2 separate regions of the Homo sapiens genome follow, and region 1 is linked to region 2. Evidence: read pairs that join two places in POLR2A ChIA-PET (ENCODE). Cell type or tissue: Panc1. All regions are shown on one strand. Each heading gives the region's core, and the rest is flanking DNA. Links, peaks and the distances in the headings are about the cores only.

What was found. ChIA-PET counts read pairs that join two places held together with the same protein. Peaks named below come from ENCODE experiments on the same cell type or tissue, not always from the same donor. Only the 100,000 strongest peaks of a DNase experiment are listed, where the experiment ranks them.
Region 1: POLR2A ChIA-PET joins it to region 2 with 7 read pairs; 1 of 35 experiments calls an interaction of 5 or more read pairs at or near these places.

The regions. Positions count from the first base shown.
Region 1 is chr11:1,765,673-1,780,880 of GRCh38, forward strand. It overlaps LOC105376517 (a long non-coding RNA gene), which reads right to left and starts at 12,908. Exons shown (of 4, transcript XR_002957212.2): 1 at 12,853-12,908; 2 at 11,259-11,502; 3 at 5,914-6,350; 4 at 5,694-5,828. LOC124902610 (a long non-coding RNA gene) reads left to right here and starts at 13,051. Exons shown (of 3, transcript XR_007062550.1): 1 at 13,051-13,234. In Panc1, for the core only: no CTCF peak of the experiment used is centred there; no DNase peak of the experiment used is centred there; H3K27ac peaks cover 2,434 bases.
Region 2 is chr11:331,442-346,649 of GRCh38, forward strand. It overlaps IFITM3-AS1 (IFITM3 antisense RNA 1), which reads left to right. Exons shown (of 5, transcript XR_007062540.1): 4 at 427-588; 5 at 1,262-2,248. Among named protein-coding and RNA genes, the nearest start is that of IFITM3, 18 kb to the left of the region's middle. RefSeq lists enhancers at 1,888-2,441, 2,442-2,995. In Panc1, for the core only: no CTCF peak of the experiment used is centred there; no DNase peak of the experiment used is centred there; H3K27ac peaks cover 1,170 bases.

The DNA.
Region 1 (15,208 bases), core at 48-2,547, 1.4 Mb after region 2:
AAAAAAAAGTATAAAGCCAAGCTGTTACCCAGCCACCTTGCTCACATATTCTCAGGACCTGCTGAGGTGGTTTCACAGGTCATAGTCCTCACATTTGCTCAGAATAAATATCTTCAAATATTTTATAGTGTTTGGCTTTTTTTCAACAACACTCCCTATACCCAGGGTACCCAGATGGACCTCATCCTTACTCTCCAAGTGTCCCCTGCCCAAGCGCCCACTCTCCACCTCCTCAGAGCAGCACCTCACTGGGCCCTGCCCTGGCCACCCTGGGCCCTCCTCCCTTAGCCCAGACTTGCCCATCTCCAATGTGGCACCATCCCTGGAACCCCATCTCCAACGTGGCACCGTCCCTGGAACCCCGTCTTCAACGTGGCACTGTCCCTGGAACCCCATCTCTAACGTGGCACCGTCCCTGGAACCCCGTCTTCAACGTGGCACTGTCCCTGGAGGCCTGTCTCCAACGTGGCACCGTCCCTCTAGGCCCCGACCTCAAAGGTGAGCAGTGTATCCAGGTCAGAAACTGGGTCTCCCGACACTGAGCCTGCAGAGGCCATGGTGACAGTTGCCCCAGGACTTCACCATTCTCGTGTGCCCTGGTCCTGCCTGGCATGGGGGACTGAATTAGGCCTGTTGGAGGGGAGGGCCCGGTCATTCCCCAGATGCTCTGGAGCACACAGCCAGGCGGGAGGTGCGGTCGCTGTAAGTAGGAAAGGGATATTGGGACAAATCATTTAAGGCAGGTCCAAGTCACACAGGAAATGGAGCCAGGGGATGTGCTCAACAGCGACCTCCGCAGGAAGGTCCCTCCAAGAAGGTGGCATCTGAGCTTGGACCCAAATGAAGGATGCTTCCCCATGCTCTCACCCAGGGTGCGTTTTCTCCTCCCAGCTCCCTGCGAGGTAGATGGGCCCAACCCCGCTTTACAGAGGCAGTGAGGTTCTGTGGTTCTCGGCGGGCGGGATTGGAATTCCCACCTTTTCTGTAACCAAATATATCAGGACCTTGGCCCTTGCGGAACCTCCCCGAAGCTGGATCTGCCTGATGGCCACAAATGAGTGGCTGCCCCCTCAGCCCCACCTTCCCGCCCATTTAGAGCCCTTCATCTGAGGGGGTTCTAAGCCTGAACACAGAAGCCCGAGCAGACAGACACCCTTGCCCTCAGAATCTGCCCAGCTGCTGGGGGTCCACACCTTGCCCTCAGAATCCGCCCAGCTGTTGGGGGCCCACGGCCAGCCTGGACCTGGCACCTGGGGTTATCACGTGCTTTCCAGTGGGCTGGGATCTTGGAGATGTCAGCCGACCCTGGGGGACTGGACTCCAGCAAGGGGTGAAAGATGGTCCCAGCTAGTGTCCCCTGAGCCACCCTGCTCGGTCCCCAGGTCCAGTGGTGGACGAAGCATTTGGTGTCCAGGATACTGAGATACGCACCTGTGAGGACGCATGCCCACAGAGCGTGGCCGACACTCCACCCAGAGGTCCCGGTGAGCCGGTGAGGCTGCGAGCCAGTGGGTAGTGCGGATGGCCAGTGGGGCCAGAAGCACAACGTGGCAGCGAGCTGTGGGGTGTGTGGGCCGGTGCTAGCCAGGCTAAGAGCCTTGGACCATCCCCTGAGACAACGGGGCACTGTTGAGCAAGGACCCTCTCGGGGCCCCAAGGGTGAAGAGGCCCCACCCCACCGCAGATACCATCTGTTATTCTGTTTATTACAGAGGGGGCATTCTGCCTGGGCCCGCTCAGCTTCCCAGCTCCTGGAGCAGAGCCCGGCACGTGGTAGGTGCCCAGTAATTATGTGTGGGATGAATGCCTGGGTGTTCAGGGTCCCCGAGGGACTGACCCACCAGGCAGGGTGGGACCCTGCTGGCATATTGGGTGAAGGTCAAGGGAGTGGCTTCTAATCCCCTTGCCTCTGGCTCACCCGGGCAGACCCTCTCAATCTGGGCCTCACCTCTGTCCCTGGAGAGTTGAGGTTGGGCTAACGGTCTCTGGAGCCCTTGCCTGCCCCTGCTAGGAGCTGAGGGTACAGAAGCGACCCCTGGCCTCCTTGTCTGGCTCAGATTCCCCAGACTCCTGCACCTGCCAGGCCGATTCAGGAGACCCTCTTCCCACCAGGGCTGCCTTCAGGGCTCCTGGGCCAGTGGGTGCTGCAGCGTGTCCAGGCCCCGCCTCTGGCAGAGTGCAGGGGACAGGGCCCTTTTTCACCTTTCACACCCTTCGGCTGACCGCATGCAGGGACATGGGCTCCATCTGTGGGGTGCTCGGCCCACCTGGGGAGAGGAGGCAGGAGGTGGGGGCCAGGCCCAGGCTCCATCTCAGCCTTTGCCATCGCAGCCCACTGAGCTTCCCACCACGGAGGGGCCCCAAGCTTCTCTCTGGGAAGCCAGCCACAGGACGGGGGTCGTGGCTTCTCCGGCTCCCTCCTGGCTGTGTGGAGAGTCAGGGAATCAGAGGATGGCAAAGTGCCCGAGAGGAAAGGGGCAGAGAAGGGAGTCGGACCTGCTGGGTGCCCGCTGCATGCTGACACCTAACAGGGGCAAGCAAGGGCTGGAGGCTGTCAGCCCAACCCTGCCTCTCCATGGGGAGTGCTGAATCCCAGACTGGAAAGGGTCTGCCTGGATGGGTCAGTCCCTTGGGAGCCTTGAGAATCTGCTCATTCACTCAACATGTGAGTGTCGGGCACCTACCACGAGTAGACGCTGCTCTAGGAAATCGAGAAAACAATAGGGAAATTCCCACCCAGTGCCGTTCATATATAGACAGGGGTGGGGGTGGGGAGGTGTGTGGAGGGGCAGAGATTAAAATGAAGCTGGGGGGTGGGTGGGACGCCCACGCAGGGCTTGGGGAGTGGAACGTACCAAAGAGGAGGCTGCTGCAGGGCACAGAGAGGGGCAGGGGAGGGCCCTGCGGGAAGAGAAGCCTCTTCTAATCGACCTTTTTTTTTTGAGGTGGAATTTCATTCTGTTGCCCTGGCTGGAGTGCAGTGGCGTGATCTCCACTCACTGCAACCTCTCCCTCCCAGGTTCAATCGGTTTTCCAGCCTCAGCATCCGGAGTAGCTGGGATTACAGTTGCCCACCACCACGCCTGGCTAATTTTTGTATTTTAAGTAGAGATGGGGTTTTGCCATGTTGGCCAGGCTGATCTTGAACTCCTGACCTCAGGTGATCCGCCCACCTTGGCCTCCCAAAGTGCTGGGATTACAGGCGTCAGCCACCCCGCCAGGCGCTCTAATCAGACTTGAAGGAGGTAATAAACCAAAGGCCTGGTCAGGAGCCGCTGACATGAGAACAGGAGAGCAGAGGCCATGAGGCAAAGGGAGCCGGCCTGGAGGTGGGGAGGAAAGGAAGCAGTCCGAGGTCAGAGAGAGGCAGTGAGAAGGGGTGAGACTCTGGATGCACTTTTGAGGTAGGGCCAGAGAATTTCCAGGTGGATTATTCGAAACCACCTTTGCAAAATTATGGCTGAGATAGCGGAAGAGCTCTAACTGAATCAACTCCATCTTGCTTCTAATCTCAAGCCATCCTTGTTCATTCCTGGGTGTCGGCTGAACTGTCTTTGAGAGGAATTTAGTTTATAGTTTAAACAAAGATGTTAACAGCCCTTTCCCCAAGCAGAACTCCTTCTTGCCTGGGGACTAGATGGCCTTTGTAGGACTAACATTAGCCACAGGGTTAGAAATTATGGTTTAGGAGTCATGCAGCTGGAGGCTACAAGATTCTGACCCTCTCTCAACTGCTCCTAAGATCAGCGCCTAAGATATTTTGCAGACCTTGCACTTGACGGATCAGCTGGCACCACCCAGATCAATAAACTGGCTCATCTGATCTTGTGGCCCCCATCCAGGAACTGACTCACCGCAAGAAGACAGCTCCAACCCTCTGTGATTTCATCCCTGGCCAATCAGCACTCCTGCCTCACTGGCTTCCCCGTACCGCCAAGTTGTCCTTAAGAACTCTGCTCCGCAGCACACCAATGTGGCACATGTATACATATGTAACAAACCTGCACGTTGTGCACCTGTACCCTAGAACTTAAAGTATAATAGAAATAAATAAATAAATAAATAAATAAATAAATAAATAAAAACAACAACAACTCTGCTCCATGAATGCTTGGGGAGACTGATTTGAGTAATAATAAAACTCCACTCTCCTGCACAGCTGGCTCTGCGTGAATTAATCTATTGCAATTCCCCTGTCTTGATGAATGGGCTCTGTCCAGGCAGCAGGCAAGGTGAACCCCTTGGGCGGTTACAGATTGGACTGACGGTGTGTGATGGAGGGGCCAATACTGACATTCCACGGCCTACCCAAAACCCTAGAAGGATGGCCTTTTATTGGCTGAGATGGGAACAGATGCAGGAGTAAGAGTCTTGGGGAGGAAGGCCAGGAGCTCAGTTTTGGATGCTTCAGATTGAGACAAAGCATGTGGGGCAACCAGGTGATTCTGCTGCATGGCAGCAGTGATTTGAGTTGTGAGTCCAGGGAGAGGTCGGGGCTGAGACGGACATGAGATAGTCATCAGTGCCATGTGTTGTGGTGATAAGATTGGATGGCACCAGGCTGAGTGTAGCTAGAGAATAGAAGAGGTCTAGGGACTGAGCCCAGGGGTCTCCCAACTTTAAGAGGTTAGCGGATTGAGGCTGGGTGCGGTGGCTTACGCCTGTAATCCCAGCACTTTTGGAGGCCAAGGCGGGCAGATCACTTGAGGTCAGGAGTTCGTGCCCAGCCTGGCCAACATGGTGAAACCCTGTCTCTACTAAAAGTACAAAAATAGCTGGGTGTGGTGGCAGATGCCTGTAATCCCACCTACTCGAGATGCTGAGGCAGGAGAATCGCTTGAGCCTGGGAGGTGGAGGTTGCAGTGAGCTGAGATTGTGCCACAGCACACCGGGCAACAGAGCAAGACTCCATCTCAAAAAAAAAAAAAGGAAGAAGAAGAAGAGGTTAGAGGATTGAGCAGGCACCAGCAAAGGAGGTGAGGAACCATCTGGAGACAGGAGAGGCCAGGAGGGTGGGGCCCGTAGAGCCGGCCGAAGAAAGTGGTTCAAGGAGGGAGTGGCTGCTGTGTTGAGTGGCTCTGCTGATGGCCTGTGGAAGATGAGCATTCACCACAACGTTTCACAATTTGACCTTGACAAGACCTGTTTTAGTGATGTGGTGGTGGTGAAGTTTAAGAGAGAATGACTGTCATATTCAATCATCAAGACAGTGTGGTATTGACACAAAGATAGATGGGTGGACAGGAAGGAGGAATCTCAGGTATACAGTGTCAAGGTGACATGGAAATGCAGTGGAGGAAAGGCTGATCTTTTCAGGCAATGGAATGGAAGGGTCTCGATCCCTCCCTCATACCATACACAACATTCAATTTTAGATCAGTTAGGGATGTGATGTAAATGGTAAATCCTTTAGGGAGGAAAAAGGCAAAGAGGGCCACCTTCATGATCTTGCCAAAGAGAATGGAAAGAAAAGCCACACGCTGGGAGAAAAGATTTGCAAAACACATATTTGATACAAGACTTGTATCCAAAATAGGCAAAGAACTCTCAAAGCTTAACAAAAGAAAATAACCCAATTTAAAAAGTGAGCAAATCGTCTGCTCAGACGCCTCACCAAGGAAAAAATGCAGCTGGCAAATAAGCGCACGAAAAGATGCTCAACATCGTACGTCGTTAGGGAATTGCAGGTTAAAACAACAGTGAGACACCACCACATACCTGTAAGAATGGCCAAAATCCAAAACACTGACAACGCCAAATGCCGGGGTGGGCGTGCGGCAACAGGAAGTCTCATGCGTTGCTGGCGGAACTGCAAAACGGTGCAGCCACTTTGGGAGACAGTTTGGCAGTTTGTTACAAGGCTTAAATGTACTTTCATCATACCATCCAGCAACTGCCCGCCTCGATATTTACCTCGATAAATGAGTTGAAAACTTATGTTCACACCAACACCTGCACACGAATGTTTAGAGCAGTTTTATTCACCGTCACTAAAAACTGGAAGCAACCAAGATGTCTGCCTAGAGGTGAGTGGACAGACAAACTGTGGTCTATCCAGACATCGGAATATTCTTCAGCACTAGAAGGAAATGAGCAGGCCGGGGATGGGGCTCACGCAGGCAATCCCAGCACTTTGGGAGGTCGAGGTGGGCAGATTACTTGAGCCCAGGGATTTGACACCAGCCTGGGCAACATGGTGAAACCCCATCTCTATAAAAAAATACAAAAATCAGCTCGGCTGCTGGAGGGAGCTTGAAGTCTCAGCTACTGGAGAGGCTGAGGTGGGAGGATTGCTTCATCCTGGGAGGTGGAAGTTGCAATGAGCTGAGATTGCACCACTGAGCTGCAGCCTGGGCAACAGAGAGAGACCCAGTGTTAAAAAAAAAAAAAAAAAAAGCTACAAGCCATGAAAATCCATAGAGGAACGTAAGTGAAAGAAGCCAACCAGTAAAGGCTACATACTGTCTGATTCCATCTCTATGACATTCTAGAAAAGGAAAAATTATGGAGACAGTGAAAGGATCAGTGGTTGCCAGGGTTTGGGGAGGGCAGATGAATAGGTGAAGCACAGAACATTTTTAGGGCAGCAAGACTGCCGTGTATGATACTGTAATGGTAGAACAGGACATTATGCATTTGTCAAAACCCACAGGATGTACAACTCAAAGAGCGAACCCTGCTGTAAACTATGAACGTTAGTTAACAGTAATGCATCCTTGCATCAGTGATCATCACTTATAACAAATGTGCTGCACAAATGCAAGATGTTGATCATGGTGGCAGTGTGTGTGTGTGTGTGTGTGTGTGTGTGGGTGCGTGTATGTGTATAACTTCTGTTCCTCGGCGGGGGAAGGAAGGGGGCAAGGGGTCCTTCTGCAGCCCTACGGCTTAAGGGACGGCTTGAAGGTCAGATTCCCTGGATGGGGTCAGGCGCTGGGTGTGGAGCAGGGAAGTGGTTTCTTCCCCAAGTCCCCCGCCAACCCCAGGAGGTAGGAGAGGGAGCGGCTGAGATGCTGAGTCACCCCTGCTCCAGTCCTGCCCCTCCCTCCTCTTAGGGCTGAGTCACTGCACTCTCAGAGCTGGGGCCACCATGACCCTCAAGAGAAAGGGGGCTGCGGCACCCTGGGGCTCCAGCCACAGGCAGCTTTAGTTCTGCAAGAGCAGTTGAGGAGGCCAGGGAGGGAATTAGCTTTTTGTCAGCTGACTTTGGACAGGACTGGGGCTGGTGGGGGGAAAGGTGGAGGCTGTGAATGGCTGGCACAGTTAGGGCAGGGGGAGGGGCTGCCCAGGCACAGGTGGGGGAGGGGAAGGGATGCTGGGCACAGGTGGGGGAAGGGAAGGGAGTGCCCAGGCACGGGTCGGGGAGGGGAAGGTGGTGCCCAGGCACAGGCGAGGTTTGGGGGAGAGGGTGTCCAGGCACAGGTGGGGGAGGGGGAGGGGCGCCCAGGCACAGGTCAGGGAGGGGAAAGGGGTGCTGGGCACAGGTGGGGGAGGGGGAGGGGGAGGGGGGTGCCCAGGCACAGCTGTCTGGCTTCCCTCCAGGTCCAGGACATGGCATCTCTGGGTGTCCTGCTGGGAAGGGACCCAGCTTGGCTGAAGGTGCACTGTGCCTTTAGCATCCCCCCAGTCCTCCACCCTGAGGTTATCCAGCTCACCCACCCTGGCCGCTGCCCCTGACCTTCAGTCTGTCTCTCTGTGCAAGGAAGAGGAGTGGCATGCAGGGCTCACAGTTGCTGGAGGCCTCTGCTGTGTCCTCTTCCAGGAGCCTCAACCTCTACCTGCCTCCAGAAATGAGCACCCCCGAGTCCTGAGCTTACTGTGGGGCCCAGTTCTGCACTGGCTGCCGGGGTGTGCGTTTCTGGGCATCCCCCAGGGCTGGACAGGCCTGGGTGCTGTGGAGGAGAGCCGGATGCCAGTCATCAGTTGGGGTTGAACTGGATGACCTTTTAAGCTAACCTCCTGCTCCCCACCCTCTGCATACACCCTGTTCGGGCACCTGACCTTCCAGGATCACAAATGTGTAATAGGAAAAAACCCAAAAGCTTTAGGGTTCAGCAGTCTCTGAGGGCTGCAGTCTCAGGGCACTGATGAAAAGACCAGGGTCCCAGTGGCCCACAAACCCTCTGGATTAGGGGCTTCAGCTCCAAGGACTGAGCCCTGAGCCATGGCCTTCCTCCATCATGGCTTCCCTGGGAGGGCCTGGCAGGCACATGGAGGCCTCGGGAGACCCCAGGAGCCCACAGGTATGGGTGCACCGTGGCAGGCGGCCACAGAGCCCACTGGGCTCTGCAGCTGGAATAACTGAATACGCAGCTCACTGTCCCCCAAGCTTGGTTGGGGACTCTTCCTTCATATTTTAACAAAATCCACGGCACCTCTGGGATGCCGGCGGCTGCTGCACACTGGGGACAAACAAGACAGATGCAGACCTGCCTTCATGGGGCAAATAGGAGCCAAAGCAAGTGCTCAACCAATAAGAGATGTAGTTCCAGACTGTGGTGTGTGCTGAGGGGAACAGCTGGGGCCGGGCTGCCTCAGAGACAGTGAGGAGGTTGGGGTGTCTATAGGGATGACTGAAGGCCTTCCTCAATGACGGACAGGAGCCAGCCTGAGAATGGAATGAGCTGGAGGGACCGAGAGGCCTCCATGGCTAGGAAGGTGGGAAAGGATGTGATGAGGTGAGGTCAAAGGGGTGATGGGGGCCCGCCAGCCAGGGGATGCATCTGGCACAGGAGTGGCTTAGCCAGGCTGCAGGGAGGCCCAGGGAGGGAGCTTCCCTGCCCTGGCTTACTGGGGAGACAAGCCCGGCGCCCAGGAAGGGATGCGAATGTACATGGACTACCCGTGCAAATGCTTATGGTGAAATGTTCTGTGTCAACTTGGCTGGGCCACAGTATCCAGATATTTGCAAACGCTAGTCTAGATGTTTCCGTGAAGGTGTTTTTCAGAGGTGATTCTCATTCCCATTTAAATCCGTAGACTTTGAGTAAAGCCGATGATGTGCCAGTGTATGGTGGGCCTCAGCCAATCAGCTGAAGGCCTTAACAGAAAGAAGACTGAGATCCCTGAGGAGGAAGGAATTCTGCCAGCGACAGACTCGGGACTCACAATGAGGCATCAACTCTTCCCTGGGTCTCCAACCTGCCCTGAGGTTTTAGACTTGCTGCCTCCATAATTACACAGGCCAACTTTAAACAATAAATCCCTCTCTCTCCGCATATATACCTATCACACCCCATTGGTTCTGTCTCTTTGGAGGACCATGACCAGTACAGATGGGCTCAGGGAAGGCATCCCCAAGGGGAGGGTCCTGCCCTGCAGGGGTTTGAAAGCCGGGCAGCCATGCCGGACAGGCCCACGGTGCTGGCCTAGCCAGGGGTGTGAAGGGGAGGGCCTCCGGCAGGGGGGCGGCTGAAGCATCTGGTCTGCAGGCTTTGGAGGGAGGGCAGGTGAGGGTTGAGCCCAAGCAATGGTCGACTAGGAAAGGACAGAGGACAGAGAAGTGATTGGCCTGAGCGTAGGGTGGTCATTCACCTGCAGCGTGGCCAGGGGCTCCGGGTCCTCTGGGTTCGAGGGGATGAACTAAGAGAGCGGCATTAAGAATGGGACAGAGGGCAGACGACAGATACTAAGGAGAGGGGATGGAGGGGGGATGGAGAGGAGATGGAGAGGGGGATAGAGAGGGGATGGAGAGGGGATGGAGAGGGGATGGAGAGGAGATGGAGAGGGGATGGAGAGGGGATGGAGAGGAGATGGAGAGGGGATGGAGAGGAGATGGAGAGGGGATGGAGAGGGGGATGGAGAGGGGATGGAGAGGGGATGGAGAGGGGATGGAGAGGGGATGGAGAGGAGATGGAGAGGGGATGGAGAGGGGATGGAGAGGAGATGGAGAGGGGGATAGAGAGGGGATGGAGAGGGGATGGAGAGGGGATGGAGAGGAGATGGAGAGGGGATGGAGAGGGGATGGAGAGGAGATGGAGAGGGGATGGAGAGGAGATGGAGAGGGGATGGAGAGGGGGATGGAGAGGGGATGGAGAGGAGATGGAGAGGGGATGGAGAGGGGGATGGAGAGGGGATGGAGGGGGGATGGAGAGGGGATGGAGAGGGGATGGAGAGGGGATGGAGAGGGGATGGAGAGGGGGATGGAGAGGGGATGGAGAGGGGATGGAGAGGGGATGGAGAGGGGGATAGAGAGGGGATGGAGAGGGGATGGAGAGGAGATGGAGAGGGGATGGAGAGGGGATGGAGAGGGGATGGAGAGGAGATGGAGAGGGGATGGAGAGGGGGATGGAGAGGGGATGGAGAGGGGATGGAGAGGGGATGGAGAGGGGATGGAGAGGAGATGGAGAGGGGATGGAGAGGGGATGGAGAGGGGGATGGAGAGGAGATGGAGAGGGGATGGAGAGGGGATGGAGAGGGGATGGAGAGGGGATGGAGAGGAGATGGAGAGGGGATGGAGAGGGGATGGAGAGGGGGATGGAGAGGAGATGGAGAGGGGATGGAGAGGGGGATGGAGAGGAGATGGAGAGGGGATGGAGAGGGGATGGAGAGGGGGATGGAGAGGAGATGGAGAGGGGATGGAGAGGGGATGGAGAGGGGGATGGAGAGGAGATGGAGAGGGGATGGAGAGGGGATGGAGAGGGGGATGCAGAGGTGGATGGATGGAGAGGGAATGGAGAGGTGGATGGAGAGGGAATGGAGAGGTGGATGGAGAGGGAATGGAGAGGTGGATGGAGAGGGAATGGAGAGGTGGATGGAGAGGTGGATGGAGAGGGGGACGGCAGCGTTTACTTCTTCCCCTCTGGTTCTCCTAGAAATAAGGATGGCAGACAGGTTCCAGCGCGAGTCCCATAGGAGCAGAGCTGCCCACACAGTGGGTGGCTAAAACGACACATAGTCATTCTCTCACGATTCTGGAGGCCGGAAGTCCAGACTCAGTGTCGCTGGGCTGAAATCGAGGTGTCAGCAGGGCTGGTTCCTTCTGGAGGCTCCAGGGGTGAACCTGTTCCTTGGCCTTGCCCGTTTCTAGAGGTTGCCTTGGCTGGGCCTTGGCTGGGCCCTACCCACATCTTCAAAGCCAGCACTCTAACCTGCTTCCATCTTCTCATCGCCTTCTCTGCCTCCTCCCCTGCCTTTCCCTCCAAAGGACCCCTGTGATGACCTGAGGCCCACCCCAATAATCTAGGATAGCCTCCCATCTCAAGATCTGTTGAGTCACATCGTCAAGGTCCCCTTGACCTGCTAAGGCCACATCTTACCGAAGTCAGGGATGAGGATGTCAATGTCTCTGAAGGAGGTGTTATTTTACCCACAACGCTGCCATTTGTTGAAATGGAGGATGTTGGGTGAGGAAAAGGGGTTCAACTTGGGGCCGAGAGAGTGTGCAGTGCCCATGGACTGAACTTGCAAGTGGAGGTGTCCCCTGGGTCTGCAGGATGAGGCCAGAAGCAAGGCTGGTGGAGTTCAGACAGAGCTCTGGAAGGGACCAGCTGGTGGTGGCATCTGTGTGAAAACAAGGGCAAGCCAGAGGAGTAAGGGCAAGGGGAGGGGCCTGAATCCTGAAGCCCCCTGCTCCAGAACTGGAGTGTTGAAGCTTGCGGTGGAGAGGGATACACTGAGAAAGGCTGAGCTGAGGAGCTGGGGCTGGGCTGGGTGGGATGAGTGATCAGGGCTGAGCTGGTAGGATGGGACCATCAGGGCTGAGTTAGGTAGGATGGGACCACAGGGGGCTGAGCTGTTGGGAGGGGGCCATCAGGGGCTGAGCTGTTGGGAGGGGGCCATCGGGGGCTGAGCTGGTGGGATGACACCACAGGGGGCTGTGCTGGTGGGATGGGACCATGGAAGGCTGAGCTGGTGGGATGGGACCACGGGAGGCTGAGCTGGTGGGATGGGGCCATCAGGGGCTGAGCTGGTGGGATGGGATCATTGAGGGCTGAGCTGGGTGGCATTGGATCATGGGATCTGAGCTGGTGGGATGGGGCCATTGGGGCTGAGTTGGGTGAGATGGGGCCATCAGGGACTGAGCTGGGTGGGATTGGATCATGGGGGCTGAGTTGGGGGGATGGAGCCATCAGGGTGATGTGGTGGGGATGGGGCCTCTGGTGTTGGGTTGGGTGGAATGGGCTGCTTGGTTTAGCTAGGGCGGTCCTGGTGGTTGATGGTTCTGCCCCAGTTCAGACAGGCTGGGTTGGCCTGAGATGCTTGTTTCTGATGTTGGGCTTGTGAGTGTCAGGAAGAGTTGGGCAATGCCTGTGGCTTTCCCCTAGGGGCTCTTGGGACATCTGAATGTCCCACAGAACAGAGGCATGACTTGTGCCTCAGTAGCTGGAGGGTGTTGGAGCAAGGGGCCCTCCCCTGGCCCCAGGGGCCTCAGGCACTGTCCAAACATCTGCACTCACCTCCACCCCCAGACGTGGCCAGTGACCACCCTCTAGCCTCACACTGGGCCAGCCATTCTAAAGGGGCCCTGACTTCCCCACCCAGAAGGGGCCCAGGCCATCTGGCCTCCAAGCCTCCTCAGTCCACCCCAAGAAGTCCTTGCAGCAGAGCCACAGGGAGCGGGAAGGGCCACCACATCCTTGCCCCATGTCTTGGTGCAGCCACCAGGGTAGGGCCACACTGACCCCGTCGTGACCTCATTGTGGGGGTGCGAAGGGAGGGGAGAACCGGAAGTCCATGGAGCCTGGGCATGTGCTCTCCCTTCTCTTCTGGGAGAACCTGTTCTGCTGTGGGCTGATCTGGTCCCACTCGAGGAAAAGGCCTTATCACCCTCCTGCAGCCCTCGCCTACCTCCCACCCACAGCCAAAAGGCCTGTTCCCCAGGGTGGGACGGTGGTGGCAGTCAACACTCACCCTTTCTCGGGATGCCAGCTCCTCTGTGGTACCCTGCCTCTCCCAGGCAGCTGGACAAACGGGTCTGGGGCTGTGACACCCCCTCTCTTTGGAGCAGTGACTCATAAGGGCAGGGAGTGGTGGGTGGGGACAGGTGGCCCCTCTGTCCTGTGAACAATGCCCTGATTCTTCCAGCCTGCATGGGGGTGCTGAGCTGGGGGCAGGGCCCTGCCCAGAGGCAGATGCTGAGGCCTCCACTTCCAGTCCTGGAGGGACCCCAAGCCTCACAGTGAGTGCTGCGGATGCAGAGCCCTCGTCCCTCGAGTTACCCGGCATTATACCACACACCTCTCTGCATCATGCTAGCAGGAAGCACTGCTCTGTGACAGACAGAGGACCCCAGGTGTGTGGCTTCACGTGGGTTACTCACCTGTCTGAGCCTTAGTCTCCAATCTGTAAAATGGGATGGTAGTGTCCATCCTCATGGGCAGGGCGGGAGCATGGTGGCTGGTGTTCCCCATGTTACCTGCCCCTCTCCATCCCCTTCTCCATCCCCTCTTCATCCCTTAGTCTCCAATCTGTAAAATGGGATGGTGACTTCCATCCTCATAGGCAGGGTGGGGGCACAGTGGCAGGTGTTCCCGGTGTAACCTGCCTCTCTCTGTTGGCTCTGGACCGCTTGGCAGCCACACAAGGAAGCCCAGGACTCTTTGCCCCTTGGGCCATGGAGGACACACAGGTCGTGGGAGAAGCCTGGCAACCAGGCTAGGGAGCTCATTCAAGGCAGGGAAGATGACTTCCAAGAGGAGGCCAGCCAGAGGGTGGGGAGCCTGCTGGGGAAGGCAGGGCCCCAGGGGAAGAGTGCCCGGGCAGGGGCCCCCAACACAAGCAGGGGCAGGGAGGCCAGCACGCCATCCTGCTGGCTTGGCCAGACCGAGGGTGTACAGGTGGAGGTGAGCTGCAGCCCTGGAGGCTGGACAGGAAGGTCGAGGGAGGCTGGAAGAGCCTTGAATGCCACGGTGAGGGCATCTGAGTCTGTTCACAGGCCATCAGGTGGGTGGTGCTGGGAGTGTTGGCAAGCAGGCTGCTCTCTCTGGGTCCCACGTGGGACATGCTATAGCCCCTCACTCGCTCACCCCACTGAGTTTGCAGGGACTGCGCCCCTCTCTGGGCGACACCTAACACGGGAGAGTGCAAGCTGGGCAGACGGAAAGGGGGTTCTCGGGGTCCGTGGCTCCCCCTGCTCCTTGTGCGCCTAGGCTGGGTCCTCTTGGGAGGACCACTGCCAGGCAGGAGGCAGCCCTGCTCGTGGCTCTGTACCGTGCTCCCAAAGTCTCCACCGAGAGCACCCAGCAGGGTCCTGTCTGCAGAGTGCAGGCCCTCACCTGCCCGGGCCTTCGCTGCTGTTTGCCAAGGGTTTGTGCTGCACGTTCTGTGGCCAGATGTGATGTGGATGCTGTGATGAACAGGACAGACAGAAATCCCTGCCCTCCAGGAGCGAATAGTAGGGGGTGGGAGACATGGGGGACGTAGTACCAAACACAGGGGTGGTGACTGGAAGAGCAGCAAAGGGGAAGGGCGGGACCACTTCTGGGGATGCCTGGGGTCCGGGTAAGGATGCGGAGGCAGGGAGGAAGCCAGCCTCCTGCCCGGCGGGCACAAATGCCCCAGGCCAGGGGTACAGGCGGGCAGGTGCCGGAGCGCACAGAGGAGGGAGCTGCACCCTGCAGGCTGCGCCTTGAGTGTCCCATGGGGAGTCTGCAGGGCTGAGAACAGGAGGGTGAGGACAACCTCAGCAGGTTGTCGGGGCCACTGGCACTCGTTGAGAGAAGGGTGTGATGGGGCGCGGGAGACGCAGAGAAAGAATATGGGGTGGCTGGGTGGGGTGTGGTGGCTGACAAGGCAGGGTGAGGTGGCAGATTTTGCTGGTGGGCTGGATGGGCGGAGGTGGTGGTGATCGGGGGAGGGTGAGGAAGAGCCTGTCTGAAGGGGATGGTCAGAACTGCCAGGGGCGACTTGCTGCTAGGACCCCAGCGCATGGCCGACGGGCAGCCGGACGCAGGTCTGAGGATGGAAGGAGCGCCCTGGCTGAGATGCGCGTGGGACCCCTTAGCCCAAGAGGATTTCCAGCCTGGAGGATTTCCGGGGTCAGCAGGAAATCACAAGGGGTCAGGGTGGACACAGAGGTGGCAAGGAAAAGCTGGGGAGGGGACAAAGCTGGAGACAGAGCAGCCATCGGGGAAAGGAGGATGTGTGTGGAGTCCTGGGGCCAAGCACAGGAAGGGCTCCCAGAAGCGACCGGGGAGCTCGTCCGCACTCTGATGCCCCTGACACGGCCACATGCAGCCCTCAGGACCTTGCTGGGGCAGCTCCGAGT
Region 2 (15,208 bases), core at 4,243-6,742:
ACCTGATGCCACGTTTTGTGCAGAGAGATTCTAGGGGGAGGGGGCAGTGGGGGCTGAGGACGGCCAAGGAAGGAAATGCAGCAAAGCCAAGAGCAGGGAGGACGAGCAGGTGTGACTCTGGAACAGGGACCTGACTAAATCAGACTGAAGTTTAAAAAGCTGATTTACGCCGGGTGCTGTGGCTCACGCCTGTAATCTCAGCACTTTGGGAAGTTGAGGCGGGCGGATCACTTGAGCCCAGGAGTTCACGACCAGCCTGGGCAACATGGTGAGACCCTGTCTCTACAAAAAGTATGAAAAAATAGCCAGTGGTGGTGGTGCATGCCTGTGGTCCCACCCACTCGGGAGACCGAGGTGGGAGGATCGCTCGAGCCCAGGAGGTCGAGGCTGCACTGAGTGTTGATTGGTCACGTCGCTGCACTCCAGCCTGGGTGACAGAGCCAGACCCTGCTGTCAGGCCTCCGAGCCCAAGCCTGGACGTGTACATCCAGATGGCCTGAGGCAACTGAAGAACCACAAGAGAAGTGAAAATGGCCAGTTCCTGCCTTAACTGACGACATTGCCTCATGAAATTCCTTCTCCTGGACAGTGAGTCTCAGAAGTTCCCCCACCCAGCACCCTGTGACCCCTGCCCCTGCCCGCCAGAGAACAAACCTCTTTGACTGCAATTTTCTGCTACCCACCCAGATCCTATAAAATGGCTCCACCCCATCTCCCTTTGCTGACCACCTGCACCCAGGTGATTAAAAAGCTTTATTGCTGGCCAGGTGCGGTGGCTCACGCCTGTAATCCCAGCACATTGGGAGGCCGAGACAGGCGGATCACGAGGTCAGGAGATGGAGACCATCCTGACTAACACGGTGAAACCCCGTCTCTACTAAAAATACAAAAAATTAGCCGGGTGTGGTGGCGGGCGCCTGTAGTCGCAGCTACTCGGGAGGCTGAGGCAGGAGAATGGCGTGAACCCGGGAGGCAGAGCTTGCAGTGAGCCGAGATCGTGCCACTGCACTCCAGCCTGGGTGACTGAGCCAGACTCCGTCTCCAAAACAAAAAAAAGCTTTATTGCTCACACAAAGCCTGTTTGATGGTCTCTTCACATGGACTCGCATGACACCTGCCTCAAAAAAAGAAAAAGAAAAAGAAAAAAAAGTTGATCAAAGATTTGAAAGAGTTGCACTGTCCTAAAAACACAGGCTGGATCCAAAGAGATCATGACAACTTGAGACTCAAAGTAGCCCTTGGGCCCCCCATGTCTCTATAGGCAAGAAAGGAGCTGAGGAAGCCACTCAACTCTCCAGCACCCACCCTGTGCGGCCACGGAGGACCGTGGGGATGGGAAGTGTCCCCTCCACCAAGCACAGCCCTCATCTCTTCCCGGAAGTTGCTCCCCGGCGTCAGCGTCCTCACCCAGCCACCCCTGGGACTTTGGAGTTGCTGCAGAGCATGACTGCTGGGATCTGCCTTCTTCCCTTCCAAACCGTCGAAGCCCCTGTCCCTGCTCCTTGGTTGAATACTGGGGGCGTGGGCAGAAAACTCTTCATCTTTTTAATTCAGGGCCCTCCAGCTTGGGAGGAGACACAGCTAGGCTGGATGCGGCAACTTGTGTACTTTTGACCTTCATGTAGCTGGAGGACACCGGGTTGCCCTTGAGGAAGCAGGTGTATTTTGCCTGCAGGAAGGGCAGTCTTCTGAGTACCTCGCAGGTGTCTGGATGTGGTGCGCATTAGTGCTGTTCATCAGACACCTTCAGCTGTCCTCTGGGCAGATGGCAGGGTTGTGTCTTCCTGTGGAGTTCCTTCCTTTCGCCTCAGTGACCACGGAGACGCATGTCGAGGTGTGACCTCGCCTGGGCCTCTGCATGAGGGTGGGGAGCAGAGTCCTCCTTAGTGGGAGTGGAGCGTGCACAGGACGTAATTACGTGGGGCCATTTGTTACGCAGCCTAACACAGCCTGTCCTGGCTGATGCAGATGGCCATTGCAGCAGTCATCTGCAGGTCCTCAGCTTAGTCTCACCCTCACTGGAGATCTTAGCCTTGGCCTCACAGGTGCTCCAGACCTTTTCCTGGCAGAATTTTGGTGACTTCAGAAATATGATGACTGCTGAACCCACTTCTCCCAGCATTTCTATTTGTGGTTGCCTGGTGTATTTAAAGTCTGTGTTGATGGGTGCATATATTTTTAACGTTTCCCTATTGTGAAATTTAATAAATTTACAGCAAAATGTATAAAATACGAAAGTAAAAAACTATCACCCTAGTCAAAAAATGGTGCATTACCCATCCCCGAGAAGATGCCTGCCTGTCCCTGCCCAGTCACGACTTTCACTCGCGTCCGTCCATGTGAAGAGACCACCAAACAGGCTTTGTGTCAGCAATAAAGCTTTTTAATCACCTGGGCGCAGGCGGGCTGAGTCCAAAAACAGAGCCAGCGAAGGGAGATAGGGGTGGGGCCGTTTTATAGGATTTGGGTGGGTAAAGGAAAATTACAGTCAAAGGGGGTTGTTCTCTGGCGGGCAGGGGTGGGGGTCACAAGGTGCTCAGTGGGGGAGCTTTTCCAGCCAGCATGAGCCAAGAGAAGGAATTTCACAAGATAATGTCATCAGTTAAGGCAGGAACAGGCCATTTTCACTTCTTTTGTGATTCTTCACTTGCTTCAGGCCATCTGGGCGTATATACGTGCAGGTCACAGGGGATACGGTGGCTTAGCTTGGGCTCAGAGGCCTGACAACCACCCCTCCCATCCCAAAGACCACCACTCCGGACTTCTGTGGTGAACACATTCTTGCTTTTTGTCAGGATTTCAACACCCACGTGTGGGTTAAACCAAACCTAATCGAGTGTTGGCTAAACCCAAACACGATGAGTTAGAGCTTCCAACATCTAAGTTCTTGGACGTCTGCTGATTAGGGTTTTCTATGGAGGCCTCATTATGTAGGGACGATTGCTTAAATCATTCCCCTAAGGACTGACTCAATCCAGTCCCTCTCCCCTCCCCACAGGCTGAGGGTGGGGCCGGCAGTTCCAGCCCTCAAATCGCCTGGCAACCAGAGCCCCTTTCCAAAGGCCTCTCACAGCGTAAACGCAGGTGTGGTTGAGAGGAGCTCTATCTTTACTCCTCATCGCCTCGGAATCACAAGGATGTTAGGGGCTCTGCAGAACCGGGAACGAAGGCCAAGCCGGTTTTTCTTACTGTATCACCGTATCCATTTCCCATTCCTTGAAAAAATCTTCAAGTTTACCTTTTGTTTCCAAAAGCATAGCGCGCACCGCTGCTTTATTGTCTGGGAATTCCAGCACCCGGAGTTTTTGCTGCCTGTGGCTCCGCTTGTCCCTCGCCCTCACTGTCTTCTCTCTCCACGGTGCCTGTTTATGCTTCATTGTTGGACACGGAGCGACTTCCAGGCCTGGGGTGTTATCTCCATCAGGGGAGGATTGCCTGCTGATTCCGTCAGGCACCGGGAATCACCCAAGTTCAGTTTCAGAGAACTTTTCCATATTTCTGGGTCTTTTCTTAAAATGTATCTCTTATTAAATCTGTCTTTTAATTCATATTTATTATAATAATTCTTCTACAAGGACATTTCTGCCATAGTTTTTATATTTTCTATTTGCCCTACTTTTGGGGTTTTTTTCTTTTGGTGATTATCATGAGAGATTTTTTCTTTTATAACTTTTCTTTTTTTTTTTGAGATGGAGTCTCGCTCTGTGGCCCAGGCGGGAGTGCAGTGGCGCGATTTTGGCTCACTGCAACCTCCGCCTCCCGGGTTCACGCCATTCTCCTGCCTCAGCCTCCTGAGTAGCTGGGACTACAGGCGCCCGCCACCACGCCCGGCTAATTTTCGGTATTTTCAGTAGTCAGGGTTTCACCGTGTCAGCCAGGATGGTCTCGATCTCCTGACCTCGTGATCCGCCCGCCTCGGCCTCCCAAAGTGCTGGGATTACAGGCGTGAGACACCGCGCTCGGCATAACTTTTCTAAAAATTTATATTTATTCATTCATTCAACAAATACACACACACACACATATACACATTTTTTTCTTAAGATGGAGTTTTGCTGTTGCCTAGGCTGGTCTCAAACTCCTGGCCTCAGGCTCTCCTCCCGCCATGCCTGGCACCACAAAACTTGTTGAGTCCCTCCTTTTTGTTGTTAGGGCTCCAAATGTGATCTTCAAATACGGCCCTTTGGCATGTTGAGTACTTGGCTATGGAGGCACTAAGGGCCCCTCAGAAGCAAAAGCCTCTCTGACCTTCTCCTTCCCTCCTATTTCCTGCCCCATTTTCTCCCCAGTGTGAATCACAGAAACCAGAATTCCTTTTCCCCACAGAAAATAGAACTCCTCTCCCCCAAAGCAGGCCGAAAACCTGGAAGGTCACTCTGTCCCTTTCCCTTGGAGGCCTTCCTTCCAAGAGGTCCTGCCCCCATGCGTGGGAGGGAGGAAGGGGCTTTGCAGGGGAGGCTGAGAAGGCTCCCCCCTCAGCCTTCCCGCTGGCTTGTTCCCGTTTCTGCACAGCTGCACATTCTTCATCTAATCTGAGCATAAAGAGCTTCCCTGGGTCTCTGGGTCTTCTGTGTCACACACAACTTGGACGCAATAAATGTGCTCTGCTTTCCTCTTGTTAGCTGTGTGTTGTTGAAGAGTGTCGCTGTGACCCTGTGACGGGTGAAGAAAGGTCTCACAGCCTTTCTGCTCCCACAGTGCCAAGACTTGTTGCACGTGATGAAACAAACCAAAACACCCTAAAATACTGCGGGTTGTTGAGAGGACGAAAGTTAAAACACAGGGCGATGCTCTGTCCCTCTCTCTGCTTGCCTGATGGCAGGACAGCAAGTTACAAAGACTAAGGGCTTCCTGGCCTCCTCTCTGCCTTTCGCACCTGAAGACACTTGTATATCAGCTCAGAGACAGAGAGATTCCAGGAGGAGATGTTGCTCTTCCCGTAAAGGTTCCTCCCCACATTTTCCTGCCTTTGTCTTGTTCCCATAGGATTTATGGCTCATGTTAAAATACTATTTAAGTAAGGCTCCTAAGCCATTGCAGAGAGAGAGAAATACTTTTAACCTGAGGCCTCTCCCGTGAGACAGGTACAGCAGGCATCAATAAACTGCTGTTGACTTTTCTCATGTTAATCTCACTTTTATTTTCAGGAGACTGTCTCAACTAAGAACCTAGGAGGGAAAGAACAACGTTGTATCTTCTCCCCTACAGTGGTGGGCACACGGTGTGGCCTAGTGCGCTCTTGTGATGGGGGGTCTTAAGACCCACACTGTTCATTCGCCCCATTCACTTCCTGGACTTAGCATACCTGGAGCTCCTGGTACCACGCACCCTTTGGCAAACCTTCCCATATCCCTTTGATCTCTCACTCCCTTCCTGATGGCATTACCCAGATCTTCAGGCTTTGTACAACCATATTTTCCTTCATCTTTGCCCTTTGTATCTACCTTTTTATTGGCAGTGGTTTGTTCCTAATAACAGATTTCACAAACACATTTGGTCCCCAGACTTCTCCTGTGGCCTGCAGCATTTCCTGGATTTCTGTTTTTTGTTTTTGGTATTTTTTTCTTTTTTGACTTCCTTCTTCAAGAATGTTTTCAATGCAGATGTGAGGGAGAGACACATTCTGAGGCTTTCTGGAAATATCTTTATTATGCTCTTAGATTTGAATAACAATTTGGCTGCATATAAAATTCTAGATTTTTTCCTTCAATTCTGTAAAGTATCACCCTATAATCTTCCTATTTGTGTTAAAATATAAACATAAAATCATGAAAAAAAAATTTTTTTTTTGAGGCAGAGTCTCGCTCTGTCGCCCAAGCTGGAGTGCAGTGGCGTGATCTTGGCTCACTGCAAGCTCCGCCTCCCGAGTTCCCACCATTCTCCTGCCTCAGCCTCCTGAGTGGCTGGGACTACAGGCGCCCGCCACCGTGCCCGGCTAATTTTTTGTATTTTTAGTAGAGAAGGGGTTTCACCGTGTTAGCCAGGATGGTCTCGATCTCCTGACCCCGTGATCCACCCGCCTCAGCCTCCCAAAGTGCTGGGATTACAGGCGTGAGCCACCGTACCCGGCCATGTCGGGTTTTTAAAAGTCTACAACTCTTTCTCTTTTTGAGATAAGGTTTCACTCTGTCACCCAGGCTAGAGTGCAGTAGCATAATCATAGCTCACTGCAGCCTCAAACTCCTGGGCTCAGGCGATTCTCCCACCTCACCCTTTTGAGTAGCTGGTACTACAGGGATACCCTGCTAATTTTTTCTTTTTTAGAGAGGGGTTTTTGCTATGTTGACCAGGTGAGTTTCAAACTCCAGGCCTCAAGCAATCCTCCCACCTCGGTCTCCCAAAGTGCTGGGATTGCAGGCATGAGCCATCACACCTGGCACTAGAACTATTTTGAGGGGTGGGGGTGAGGGGACAGGGTGTTACTCGGCTGCCCAGGCTGGAGTGCAGCGGCATGATCATGGCTCACAGCAGCCTTGACCTGGGTTCAAGCAATCCTCCCACCTCGGCCTCCCAAGTGGCTGGGACCACAAACATGCATCACCACACCTAGCTAATATATATATATATATATATATTTTTTTTTTTTTTTGGTAGAAAGAGTCTGGCCATGTTGCCCAGCCTTAGAAGTCTTTTTAATTTCTTTTTCGAGATGGAGTCTTGCTCTATCGCCCAGGCTGGAATGCAGTGGTGCGATCTTGGCTCACTGCAATCTCTGCCTCCTGGGTTCAAGTGATTCTCCTGCCTCAGCCTCCCGAGTAGCTGGGACTACAGGCATGACCTACCATGCCCGGCTAATTTTTTTGGATTTTTAGTAGAGACGGGGTTTTGCCATGTTGGCCAGTCTGTTCTCAAACTCCTGACCTCAGATGATCCGCCCGTCTCGGCCTCCCAAAGTGCTGGGATTACAGGCGTCAGCCACTGCTCCCGACTAGAACTTTTAATACAGAATTTCAGATTTGACTTTGAAAACCTCTTGAGCCTAGAAAGCCATGCCATTCCATCAGACTTTTCCTGCAATACTGTATTAGTCCATTTTCATGCTGCCAATAAAGACTGAGCAATTTACAAAAGAAAGAGTTTAATTGGACTTAGAGCTTGCAGTGAGCAGAGATTGTGCCACTGCACTCCAGCCTGGGCGACAGAGCAAGACTCTGTCTCAAAAAAAAAAAAAAAAGCACACCTTCATACCTTATAATTTTTTTTTGTTTTTTGAGACTGAGTCTTGCAATCTCTGCTCACTGCAACTTCCACCTCCCGGGTTCAAGCAATTCTTCCCCCTCAGCCTCCCAAGTAGCTGGGATTACAGGCGTGCACCACCACATTCGGCTAATTTTTGTATTTGTAGTAGGGATGGGCTTTCACCATGTTGGCCAGGCTGGTCTCGAACTCCTGACCTCAGGTGATCCGCCCCCCTCAGCCTCCCAAAGTGCTGGGATGACAGGCTTGAGCCACCACAACCAGCCTCTTATAACTTTCCTTACCCAAAATTCGCCTTCCTTTGTTTGTATATTCTGCATACAGAGCTGCTTCCCTTATTATTTCTCGTAATTTTAATTACCATATAATTAGAATTCTAAACACTTAGTAACTTTAAAAGCTTTTCTTATCTTTTTTTTTTTTTTTTTTTTTTTTGAGTCAGGGCCTTCTTCTGTTGCCCAGACTGGAGTGCAGTGGTGCTATCACAGCTCACTGCAGCCTCAACCTCCCAAGCTCAAGTGATCTTCCCACCTTAGTCTCCCAAGTTGCTGGGACCACAGGCATGTGCCACCATGCCCAGCTTTTTTTTTTTTTTTTTTTTTTTGAGAGGAGTCTCACTCTGTCACCCAGGCTGGAGTGCAGTGGCGCGATCTTGGCTCACTGCAACCTCCGCCTCCCGGGTTCAAGTGATTCCCCTGCCTCAGCCTCCCGAGTAGCTGGGACTACAGGTGTCCACCACCATGCTCAGCTAATTTTTGTATTTTTAGTAGAGATGGGGTTTCACCATGTTGGCCAGGATGGTCTCAATCTCTTGACCTCGTGATCCACCCACCTCAGCCTCCCAAAGTGCTATGATTACAGGCGTGAGCTACCACACCCAGCCCAGCTAATTTTTATTTTTGGTAGAGATGGGCTGGTCTGGAACTCTTGGCTCAAGTGATCCTCCCACCTCAGCCTCCCAAAGTGTTGGGATTACAAGCATGAGCCACCACACCAGCTATTAACCTTGGTTTCTAGTGAAAACTAGCAAGTAAACACTTGTCAACTTTTTGCATACATACCAACATTCTGCAGATTGGCAAATCTGTGAATATACCATGTCATAATTTCTAGAAGTGTGTGTTTCTTTATCATACAATTTTTCAATATGGCACAGGATGTGTTTGCTGGCAGAGACAAGTATGTTTAGTACTTCTATAATAAGAAGCCAAAAGTAGACAAGCTTATGTTTAGCAATCAAAGTTTCAGTATTTTATGTTATTCAAAAAAAATAAGGTTTAAAAAATATCTTTCTAGATAGTCGATGAATAACCATCATTTAATTTAACTTGACTCTAACAGTGCAAGCTACCAAAGAGAATCGGCAAGCTGCTTTTAAGTAGATGTTTCATAACAGCAGACAAGGCTAGACATCATCAAATTGCTTTTCTTGGTGGCAACTCTTGTAACAGAGATAACATAAGTTTTTGCCTAATAAACCTAGGTAAAACCAAAGTTGTGTGTCTGCGTTTTATTTAATGCTGACAACTCTAAATATTTCATTAAACCAGAAAAGTTTAAATAGCATTTATTTACCAACTATAATCTCAGATGACATGAAATTTAAAAAACATTTGGGTTAGTTTCTATATTTCTAAGAGTTTAAGGATAACTCAACTTATATAAGCTCATATTTTTCTTTAAGCCAATTAAATACCACTTTTTTATAAATTAATTTTGGCAACGCAATCTAGAGTAGGAAAATGTCACGTGTACATGTATACATAGACATACATAAACATACAGACAGAAGCAGATCATATAGCTTTCTTTTTTTTTTTCACACTCTTCAGACACTAGAGTGTTACAGCTTCATTCTAAAATCTTAGCCACATGCCAAGCACAGTAATACAAAACACACTGTTTAATACAAGAACAATAGGCTTCAAATCTTGTTTCTGGCACATGGAACAAGTCAAAATTACTTGCCAGATGATTAAAGCTTTTATTAATATTTGCGGGAAAGACTTAAGGTTTTTCATTTGCCCAATTTCCATATAGCTCTTTTTTTTTCTTTTCTCATAAGATGGCTTCCCAAAATTTGCATATCAAAGAGATAACCCTCAGGTGTTTGAGCAGAGTAGAAAATTTACATCTCAAAGGCACAGAACTTAGACTTCAGCCTTAAATATCTTCATTTGAAGAAGAGAAAAAAAGAAAGAAATGAAAAAAAGAAAGAGAAAGAGAAAAGAAAGAAAGGAAGAGAAAAAAAGAGAAGGAGAAAGAAGGAAGGAAGGAAGGAAGGGGAAGGGATGGGAAGGGAAGGGAAGGAAAGGAAAGAAAGAAAAAAGCAAGCAAGCAAGAACAAGGAAAGAAAGAAGGAAGGAAGGGAGGGAAGGGAAGGGAAGGGAAGGAAAGAAGAAAGAAAAAAGCAAGAACAAGGAAAGAAGGAAGGAAGGAAAGAAAGAAAAAAGAAAGAAAGAAAAAGAAAAGGAAGGAAGGAAAAGGAAAGAGGAGGAAGGAGGGAAGGAAGAAAGGAAGGAAAGGGAAGGGAAGAAGGAAGGAATGAGAAAGAAAGGAAGGAAGGAAAAGGAAAGGAAAGAAAAGAAAAGAAAAAAGAGAGAGAAAGCAAGCAAAGCGCTAATTAAGCCAAGATGGGGGTCAGAAATGCACGCTAAGTAAAGGTAAGTTTTGTGATGTAGATTTAAATCAATGCTTTCTCCATTCTTTTTTTTTGTTGTTTACTTTGTTTTGTTTTGTTTTGTTTTGAGACAGAGTCTTATTTTACAACCCGGCTGGAGTGCAGTGGTGCGATCATAGCTCACTGCAACCTCAAACTGTTGGTTAAATTTCTTTGTAAAGATGGGGTGAGAGGGTTTGGATTTGTGTCCCCACCCAAATCTCATGTCAAATTGTAATCCTCAGTGTTGGAGGAGGAGCCTGGTGGGAGGTGATTGGATCATGGGGGCAGACTTACCCCTTGCTGTTCTCAGGATAGTGAGTTCTCATGAGATCTGGTTGTTTAAAAGTGTGTGGCACCTCCCCCTTCTGTCTCTTCCTCCTGCTCCAGCCATGCAAGACGTGCCCCCTTCCTCTTCACCTTCTGCCATGATTGTAACTTTCCTGAGGCCTCCCCAGCCATGTGTCCTCTTTTCTTTTGCCTTTTTTTTTTTTGAGACACAGTCTTGCTGTGTCACCCAGGCTGGAGTGCAGTGGCGCGATCTCAGCTCACTACAACGTCCACCTCCCAGACTGAAGCAATTGTCCTGCCTTAGCCAGCTGAGTAGCTGGGATTACAGGTGCACGCCACCATACCTGGCTAATTTTTGTATTTTTAGTAGAGATGGGGTTTCACCATGTTGGCCAGGCTGGTCTCAAACTCCTGACCTCAACCTGCCTCAGCCTCCCAAAGTGCTGTGATTAAGGCATGAGCCACCACACCCAGCCTAAACCTCTTTTCTGTATAAATTACCCAGACTCAGATAGTTCTTTACAGCAATGAGAGAAGGGACTAATACACCGACTCTTACTATGTCACCCAGGCTGGTCTTGAACTCCTGGGCTCAAGCAACCCTCCTCCCTCAGCCTCCCAAAGTGCTGGCATTATAGGCATGAGCCACCACTTCTATCTCCTTTATAGAATTAAATTTTTCTTACAAAGGGTCTCAAAAGAATTGGATCAAAATAATCTTTATGCCAGAGTAGCACATTTGGGGCCTACGTTGGCTAGATCAGAGGCTTCTCAGCCCAGTTTATGCTTTTTAACTCCATCACTGAGTTCAGGGTGGCGCCTACTGATGAACTGGCAAGCATTTTCCATGCCTGGAGTTAGCATGAATAGGCCAGGATATAATTCTACATCATCAGCAAATTTCTGGGACAGGGAAACCTTTCACTATTGTTCTGAGCTCAGATTTTAATCAAGATGTCAATGTGGTTAAAGAAGGAAGGCCTGGTTGATCTAAAGGCCTAACACGATGAAAGTTTGGCTAACTTTCTTTTTGCCTCTGGGGTATAAAAGTTACTGAGCAAAAAAGTGAGTAGTTCAGAGCAATCTGGCAGAGCAAGATGGAGAGAAAGAGAGAAGGGCTCATCTGTGCTGAGTCAGTAGACATGCCCTTTTTCATTGTCAATTAACTGCTTTGGTTTTCTATTTGCCTTTTTCTATGGAGTCTTTTAGAGAGACAACTTGGGATTCATTTAGTCTTTTAGCAGCCTGTGCATGCCAATCAAAAAATCATCTGGGCATGGAGGTTCTCGCCTGTAATCCCAGCACTTTGGGAGGCTGAGGCAGATGGATCACTTGAGCTCAGGAGTTCGAGACCAGCCCGGCAACATGGCGAAAACCCATCTCTACTAAAAATACAAAAAATTAGCTGGGCTTGGTGGTGCATGCCTGTAGTCCCAGCTACTCAGGAGGCTGAGGCAGGAGAATCACTTGAACCCAGGAGGTGGAGGTTGCAGTGAGCCGAGATCACACTACTGCACTCCAGCCTGGGTGACAGAGTGAGACTCTGTGTCAAAAACAACATGTGAATTAAAAAATGCATTCCATTTTCTCTTAGTTGCTTTGGATCCCATCTTTTGCAGTGGATACCACAGATGAACAGCTTTGTCTAGGTCATCACTTACCCACTGCGGCCACCACTTAATTCTAAGGTGTCTTTGGTAAAGTTCACCAGTTTCTCTAGACAAGTACTGGTTCTCAGGTGGAGGAATCTCAGACTCTGTGGATTCAGATAAACTCATTATTCTGTCTTCCCAAACCCTTACCTATGTGAAGATGCCTACTAGGCCCAGTTCAGTTTCTGATAGATCCAGTTTGACGCTAGATCTAGTCTGGATTTTTTTTTTTTTTTTTGAGACTGAGTATCACTCTGTCGCCCAGGCTGGAGTGCAATGGCACGATCTCGGCTCACTGCAACCTCCGCCCCCCGAGTTCAAGCGATTCTCCTGCTTCAGCCTCCCGAGCAGCTGGGATTACAGGCACCTGCCACCACACCTGGCTAATTTTTGTAGTTTTAGTAGAGACAGGGTTTCACCATCTTGGCCAGGCTGGTCTTGAACTCCTGACCTCGTGATCTGCCCACCTCAGCCTCCCAAAGTGCTGGGATTACAGGCATGAGCCACTGTGCTTGGCCCTGGAATTTTTTTTTTTCTTTAATGCTCAAATAAAGTTGGAGATCTTAGGATGAAAGTTGTGGAACTTGCATGAAGTAGAAAAATTAGGCCAGGCACGGTGGCTGACGCCTGTAATCCCAGCACTTTGGGAGGCCAAGACGGGCAGATCACCAGGTCAGGAGATCGAGAACATCCTGGCTAACACAGTGAAACCCTGTCTCTACTAAAAATACAAAAAAATTAGCTGGGCGTGGTGGCAGGCGCCTGTAGTCCCAGCTACTCGGGAGGCTGAGGCACGAGAATGGCGTGAACCCGGGAGGCAGGGCTTGCAGTGAGCCAAGATCGCACCACTGCACTCCAGCCTGGGCAACAGAGTGAGACTCCGTCTCAAAAAAAAAAAAAAAGGCAACTGCCTTCTTTGTCTGGTGCTCAGACTTTCAGGACGCATGTCTGCTGAGCCGGTGTACACCTTAAATAAACTCTCCTTCACCCCGTTCCATCTCTCCAGCTTCCCGATTTCCTGCAACAGCATCCAGGAGGGATCTACTGGTGGGGATTCCACATCAGCAGCAAGAAAGCAGTGAGTACAGAGGCTCCACAGGCGTCCACACCAGATTCTTCATTGCTGCCAGGTGTCTTTATGGCCAGGAGGAGACTCTTCCAGGTCTCCCTTCTGACACCTGAACTGCTAAAAAGATAAACAGACACATTAAAAAATTTTAGGGTCTATTTTAGCAAACAGCAATTCATGAATTGGGCAGCTCCAAACTGCAAGTCATTCAGGGCTCCCGGAAAACATTTACAAGGTACACATGGAAGCAAAATTTATAAAAAAAAATTGGGCCCGGCGCGGGGGCTCATGCCTGTAATCCCAGCACTTTGGGAGGTCGAGGCGGGCGGATCACGAGGTCAGGAGATCGAGACCATCCTGGCTAACACAGTGAAACCCCGTCTCTACAAAAAACACACACACAAAAAAAATAGCCGGGTGTGGTGGTGGGCGCCTGTAGTCCCAGCTACTCAGGAGGCTGAGGCAGGAGAATGGCGTGAACCCGGGAGGCAGAGGTTGCAGTGAGCCAAGATCGTGCCACTGCACTCCAGCCTGGGTGACAGAGCAAGACTCTGTCTCAAACAAACAAACAAACAAATAAACAAAAAATTGATTGGTTAAATTAAAGCAGTAGCTTCAAAGTCCTTAGTTTGAAGCTGCGTTTTCATGGTATCTAATGATTGTGTCTAGTTTGAAGTCATGTTAGGATCCAGCCATTCATGCTGAGTTGGGTTTCAGTTACCTTATCTAAGAACTCAGGGCACTGGGAGCGTCCTCAATCTAATGGCCTCCCAATTAATTATTTCAACATAATTTTCTGAGAAATCGGGTATCAATCTAATTCCTGTTTCATTGTAGGAGACCTATTTTTTCTTTCTGGAACTTTCTCTTTCTGGAACTTTTTCTTTGATACTCTTCAGTTTCACTGTGGTACATGAAAATGTAGGTTATTTCTTATCTCACCTCTTTGCAGCCTTTCGGTCTGAAGCCCTTCATCTTTCCTCAATTCTGGGAATGTTAGCTGTATTATTTATTCGGGTATTTCTTTCTCCCACTGCTTTTGGCTCCCCCTTCTAGAACATGGAATAGTGACAGGTATGCACCCCTCTCTCTTTCCCTCCTCTCAGCTCCGTGTTGCATGTGCCCTTTCTTTATTCTTCCACGATAATTCCTAGCACCATTCTCAACGGAGCTGGCGACGCAATGTCCACTCTTCAGTTGGGTCCATTGCCTTTTTATAATTCTGGCCGTCATAATACTATAAAAGCCAGCACTCCTTCTATCACAATCTGTTCGGTGGGGGAAAGGCTGTCACTTTCTTTCTTTCTTTTTTTTTTTTTTGAGATGGAGTCTCACTCTGTCACCCATGCTGGAGTGCAGTGGCGTGATCTCCGCCCACTGCAAGCTCCGCCTCCCAGGTTCAAACGATTCTCCTGCCTCAACCTCTCAAGTAGCTGGGACTACAGGTGCCCGCCACCATGCCTGGCTAATTTTTGTATTTTTACTAGAGACAGAGCTTCGCCATATTGGCCAGGCTGGTCTCAAACTCCTGATCTCAGGTGATCTGCCTGCCTCCGCCTCCCAAAATGCTAGGATTACAGGCGTGAGCCACCGTGCCCGGCCAAAGCTATCACTTTCTAAGTGCTTAACCTGTACCAAGCATGGTACTAAGTGCTTTACATATATATATTGAACACTCGTAACAACCTGCTGACATAGGTGCTGTTATTGGCCCAATTTTTCAGAAGGCAAAATGGAGACACAGAGAGAGGTTAGGCAATCTGCCCAATCTCACACAGCTGAAACACAGCAACAGGGTAGCGATCTGTGCCGGGAAGGTCGGCTGTAGGACCTGCGCTCAGTCATGTGCCACTTTGTTAGTCCACCTTTTGTATTATTTCTTTCCAGGTACTTAATATTGATTTTTTCTCTAACTTTTTATTTTGAAACAATTTAGGACTTACTGAAAAGTTGCAAGAACAGTACAGAGAGCTTCTGTACCTCCCTCACCCAGCTCCCACCACTGACAGCATCTTACATGACTGTAATATAATTACCAAAAGTGGGAAATTAACATTGGCACAGTGCTGTTCAATAAAGACCTTATTCAAATTTCACGGTTTTTTCACTAATGTCCTCTTCTGTTCTGTTCCATTTTGCATTTCATTGTTACTTCTCCCAGCCTCCTGCAGCCTGGGACAGTTCTTCAGTTTTTCCTTGTATTTCATGATCTGAACACTTTTATAGACTATCCACCAGTTATCTTGTAGAATATCACTCAGTTTGTGTTTGTTTGATGTTTTTCCATTTTGGAACGAGGTTATGCCTTTTTGGCAGTAATACTGCAGAAATGGGCTGGGC